2 separate regions of the Homo sapiens genome follow, and region 1 is linked to region 2. Evidence: chromatin contacts called from ENCODE Hi-C data. All regions are on one chromosome and are shown on one strand. Each heading gives the region's core, a stretch centred on a gene start or an enhancer-like site at or near the end of the contact. The rest is flanking DNA. Distances are from core to core; before and after follow the strand shown. Region 1 holds the start of ATP13A2 (ATPase cation transporting 13A2). Region 2 holds the start of DNAJC16 (DnaJ heat shock protein family (Hsp40) member C16).

Region 1 (2,700 bases), core at 93-2,592, 1.5 Mb after region 2:
AATGAGTGTGTCTGAATGGGCACATTCTTTCCCACAGCCATTCCATGAAAAGTACAGATTAGGATTCCCATTTAAAACGAGGCCCAGAGGAGTAGATTGACAAGCACAAAGTCACACAGCTATGAGGGGCCAAGACTGGACTTGAACCTCGTCTGAGGTCACAGCTCGGGGCAGTGTCACCAGCACTGTGGATCAGAGGGGCTAGAGCCATTTGGGACCTCTTATTTCCTGCGGAAGCCTTGGCTTCCTGCTGGTGACCTGGCAGCGGCCCAGGGCGGCTGCCTCCTCCCTGGCTGTGGTTCCCGGCGGCGGGGAGCTCCTGTCTTCTGCCAGGCTGAGGCGGGAGTGTGTGTGAACCATCTTCCCATCTTTGGATCTGGATTCTAGGGGCTGTCTTTCCTCATTCCTTCCCCTCCCTCGCCGGGGGGTGCACTCTAGGCTGTGGGGCTGGGGGCTGAGTGACAGACACTGAGATGAGACCTTTCTGGATAGGGGAGGAGGACTGGCCCCATTCCCGGCAGGTGGGATTTAAATTAGACCCTGGAGGAGTGGGCGTAGGACATCTGGCCAGGGATGGGTTGCATGGAGGGTGTGGCCCTTGGCCCTGGGTGTGACGGGTTTTCTCTGGGGTCTGAGGCAGGAGGTCAGGAGTGGCGCTGTGGCCCAGGACATCTACCCAGGAAATGGAGTCCCGACTCCCCCAACGCCATTCATTCATTCATTCAGCCCAGAGGGGTTGCCCAGAGGCCCGAGGATGCAGCCGTCTCCCCCACCTGGACATCCGTCACTCGGGGTGGGATCCGATTAAGTGGGCGTGGGGTGGCCTCCCCGTCCCCGCACGGCCCCAGGACCCTCTTGCACAAGCGCCCGGCTTCCAATCCCGCGGCTGAGGGGTGCAGGGGAGGGGAGGGACCGGCTGCGAGCGGCGGCGCCATCCCCAGCCCCGGCGTCTCTGGGAAGAAACCGGGGCCGAGTCCCCGTCAAAAGGGAGGGGACGGGCCAGGATCCCCAACCAGGTCCCGCTTCCTGGGCTCGCGACCCCGCGGTGGGGGGCGTCGCCTCCCCTCTCCCTCCAAGGGGTGACGACAACTGGCGGGCCGGGGACCGCGCCGGGCTCGGGGCCGACCCGGACTCCGCACTCACCTGCGCTCATGCCGGCTCCTCGCGCTCATCGCCGGCCCCGGCGCTGCGGCCCTCGGCCTGGGCCCCGGCGTGCGCAAGGCCCTGGGCGGGGGCGCGGTCCGGACGGCCCGGGGCGAGGGGCGCTGGGCTAGCGCGGGGCTGGAGCAGGGCTGACGCGGGCGGGGCACCTGGGCCACCAGGCTCGGCGCGGCTCCGACACTGCCGCAGTCCCTCCGTGCGCGCCGCAAGCCCCGCCCGGCCCTCTGCGGCCCTCGCAGCGCCCGCGCCGGGGCTGCCGGGACTTGTAGTCCCCGCCTGCTCCTCCGCACACACCGGGGGCGGGGCGACCGGAGACACACACCTCACGGAGGTAGCCCCCGCCAGCACGTCCCAGTGGTTAGGGACTGTGCGTGCTGGTCCAGCTCTCCATGTCTTCCAGGCCGCGCGACCGTGAGCAAGTCACTGATCCTCTCTGGCCCTCTTTTCCCAACCTGTAGGATAGCAATGCCTGCTTCACAGAGAACTGCTGCGAGGATCACACAAGAAAATGCTTGTCAACTGGGCGTGGTGGCGCATGCCTGTAATCCCAGCTACTCGGAGACTAAGCCAGGAGAATCGCTTGAACCCAGGAGGCGGAGGTTGCTGTGAGCCGGGATCATGCCATTGCACTCCAGCATGGGCAAAAAGAGCGAAACTCTGTCTCAAAAAAAAAAAAAAAAGAAAATGCGTATCAAGCACTTGAGACAGTGCCTGGCGCTGCTTGATGAATGCAAAGAAGGAAGACACACCTGCCCAGAGATTCACAGGGTCAGATGTGGGCCCACAGAGACCCAGGGAGAGTCTGCCATGATGCACTGGAGGCCTTGAAATGCCAGAGAAAGAGAAGCCTCACAGCGTGACCTGCAGACACACCTGCACTGGGGGGATTCATGAAGACCCCTGAAAGGCACCAGAGATGTCTTACCTGCGTGCAGCATTTATCCTGCTACCCCATAGTGACCGGCACAGGCATAGTGTTCCCTGTCTCCAGGACCTCTGGACAGAGGAGCTCCAAAGGGGAGAGTGGATCTGTGAGATCCTAGGGCAAACAAGGGAAGGTTCACGTTAGGGCCAAGGATAGACGTGGGCAGGATCACTGGTCATTTGTCCAGTATGAATTTATGGAGTGCCAGCACCACTGTGGGAGCCAGGAACGTGAGAGTGAACAAAACAGAGATGCCCCTGTCCCTGCGGAGACTGCTGTCTACTGGGAAGTAGCCCTAGTCAAGGAAAGGAAAACTCCAACGATCCCTATTGTGGAAGGGGCTGGAAGGAGACACAGCTGTGATGGTGGTGAGGGTGTGGGTAGGGGATAGACCCCAGGAGGGAAAGCAGCACCTGATTCATAGCAAGATCCCAGTGAACATTTGGTACAGGAACACACGTTGGCAGGACTTGCTGGTGGATAGGATGTGGGGGTGCAGGAATGTGTGGAATTCAAGATGCTCCCCAGGGTTTTGGCCTGAGCAGCTGGGTGCCAGTGGAGCCATTTACTCAGCTGGGGCAGGCTGCCCGAGCCAACCAGTTGCGGGTCATTCC
Region 2 (2,700 bases), core at 164-2,663:
CTCCCCTCACCGCCCTTGTGCCCAGATCGCAGTTGACTGTTCCAAACTCGAGTGTCTGATCCAACCAAGCCCACCTTACACAGTCTTCCATTCCCTCTTCCCTCCCTCCCACCCTAACACCTCCCACACAGAAAAAAAAAAAAACGGCAGAAATCTAGTCCTGTAAACTCCCATCGTTCTGAACGGTTCATTTTCACATTTCAAAAATAATCGTTTCTGTTTACTGAGCATTTGCTAAGTCCCAGGCATCGTGCTAGCCACTTTTCATGCTTATTTCACTTATCCTTAACTACAATCCTGCCAGGAAAGTATTCCCACCCCCCGCCGGTTTTACAGATGTAGACCCTAGGGTTCAGGGAAACGAATGTTTAAGGTCACTTGGGTACTAAGTGGCCGAGGCAGGCAGGATTGAAACCCGAACCTGACTCTGTAAGCCACACTCTTAAGAATCCACCTTAGAATATAATCTCTTGAGCACCAAAACCTCAGCCCCATTCGTTCACTTCTACGAATATTTATTGAGCCTGTAGTCAAACACTAAGAACATGAAGGTGAACAAAACAAAATCCCTGCTTTTAGAGTTTACATTCCAGTGGAAGGATCAGGTGATAAACTATATCAATAAATAAGACATACTATGTTAGATAGTGATAAATGCAAAGAGAAAAAAATAAAAACAAGACAGGGAGATATGAAAGCTCTTTATATCCGCAAGGGATCTATCTCATTGGCTCAAAGAAAGTTTCCTTCACTTACCTGTGCCTTATCCCTCTCTCCACCCCCACCGCCCTTTCCCCGTGCTTAAGGCACAGACTGGTACATTCTTGGGTGGAGCTCGGTTTTCGGTAAACGGGATTAAAAGTCCTGGATTCTCTCAAAAAAAAAAAAGATAAGTAAACAAAAATAAAAGGAATGCTGGATTCTAGGCCTTGGGCAAATCTCTGCCCCTCTCTGGACCTCGGTCTCCCTATCAATATTGCAGGAGTTGGAGAGTTAAAGAATCCCTAAGGTCACTTCCAATCTGACGCTCTAAGGTTCTACGAATAGGGTTAAAGAGAATAGGGACCAGAGAGTGCGTCCCCATCCTAGCAACTGTTGCTAGACGAGGGCCATCTCCCGGTAGGAGCGGAAACACCTTCCTGGATCGAGGAGGTCCTTCTGGTATCCCATCATGCATAGCGACTTCGCCTCGCTAGGAGGCACGTTTTGGCCTCTTTGGTCACGATCAGCCTTTTGGCTGCAACCAAAGAGCGCGCCTCGTTTCTATAGCAACCACCCCAGGTCCACGCCTAGACGGCGAGTGGCAAGGGTCAAAATAGATTCGCCCAGTAGACGCCCTCGACCTGTTCGGTCCTCGCCTTCAGTGCGATAGACCTTTAAGCGTCACGTGACTCCCCTCGGGCTTGTCCCCTCCTCTTTCCCCTCCCCAGGCCCAGGCGAGCGCTGGTGTGGACGGGAAGCTCCCGGCCCGGCGAACTAACTGGAGCACGGAGCTGCAGCCGGTTGGGCCGGTGTACTTTCCCGGTAACTCCTTCCCGGCGTGACGCGCGGAACCGCGGACGCGGCGGGGCCAGGCCGACTCAGGGATTTCCCCTCAGTTCCTTCTCGTTTCCAGTCACTGCTGGCCCCGGGGGGAGCCGGGAGCCAACAGGGCCGGGCCCTGGGCTCTCGGAGGGCGGCGGGGGAGGGGGCTGTCTCCTGCAGGGTTGCGACCTCCGGCAGGAGCGCGAGGCGGGGCTTAGACCTGGAGCTTGTCTCTGGGAGCTTCTTCCTGGTCCTGGATATGCTGCCCAGAGAGCTGGCAGCCTACCTGTTGGGCAGGTGTTTGCTGCTCCGAGGTCGGCGCCGTCTATCTCGCATGTCAGCTAAAGAACTTCCCAGACCACCGCCACTTCGGCCCTCTAGCTGGAAGGAACTGACATGGTTAAATAAGGCAGCGATCGTACTGCATGGTAGAAATAATAGCACTAACGACCATTTGTTGACTGTTGACTCTGGGCTCAGTAAACCCTTTACATGCATTTAGTCCCCACATGATGATCCTTCAAGGTGGTAGTATTCATTCCCATTTTATGAATAAGGACGCTGATGCTTAGTAAGTTTAAATAATTTGCCCAAGGTAATAAAGTAGTGGAGAATAGATCCTAGTCTTCAACCCATATGCTTAACCAGTAGCTACATTGCCTTCACGTGTTTTCTAGGATATAATAGGTTGCCTTAACAAAGAAGAAACTGGTTTGTTTTAGGATTTTATTCAGCACGTATGCAATTTTAAACGTTGGTCATCAGATTAGTCAATTTTGTGAGGACTCCCAGGCGGCATTAAACTTGCACTTACGGAAATCCACCACTGTTATAGCTTTGCCCTTCTTCAGTAAGGTGTCACAGAAGACACTTGAACCTTAAAACTGTATTAACTTGTGAGAAATCAAGATAAATGTGTTCCTTGAAAAAAAACATTGTAGGGTATAACAGCAATCATAATTGTGGAGTATAAATATCTGCAGTTCCAGCACTACCCTGTTCATTAACCAGCCAGGATTATTTCCAAAATTCACAATGAATTAAGTCACTGTACTCACCAGAGATGGAGCTTGAAACTTTTAAAGACCACGCCTGCTATTTGGTCTTTGCCGTTAATTCTTCTTCACATGTAAAACTAAATTTTTTCTTGCCGCTTTTTCTCATCTGAGGTTTCCA

The links. A loop is a pair of places that touch in the nucleus more often than their neighbours do. Pooled maps may share reads with other maps.
Region 1: a loop to region 2 is called in a map of naive thymus-derived CD4-positive, alpha-beta T cell, with 12 times the contacts of the local background. The contact joins the promoter of ATP13A2 here to the promoter of DNAJC16 in region 2. A Hi-C loop is called at or near these places in 1 of 168 maps with a recorded cell type or tissue (naive thymus-derived CD4-positive, alpha-beta T cell), 1 of 37 single-sample maps with no recorded cell type and 6 of 50 pooled maps.

Annotation. Positions count from the first base shown.
Region 1 is chr1:17,010,586-17,013,285 of GRCh38, forward strand. ATP13A2 (ATPase cation transporting 13A2) reads right to left here and starts at 1,343. Exons shown (of 29, transcript NM_022089.4): 1 at 1,144-1,343. The coding sequence starts at 1,153. RefSeq lists an enhancer at 438-487 and a silencer at 978-1,507.
Region 2 is chr1:15,525,435-15,528,134 of GRCh38, forward strand. It overlaps DNAJC16 (DnaJ heat shock protein family (Hsp40) member C16), which reads left to right and starts at 1,414. Exons shown (of 15, transcript NM_015291.4): 1 at 1,414-1,524. RefSeq lists enhancers at 1,070-1,573, 1,089-1,188 and silencers at 1,299-1,438, 1,560-1,854, 1,779-1,878.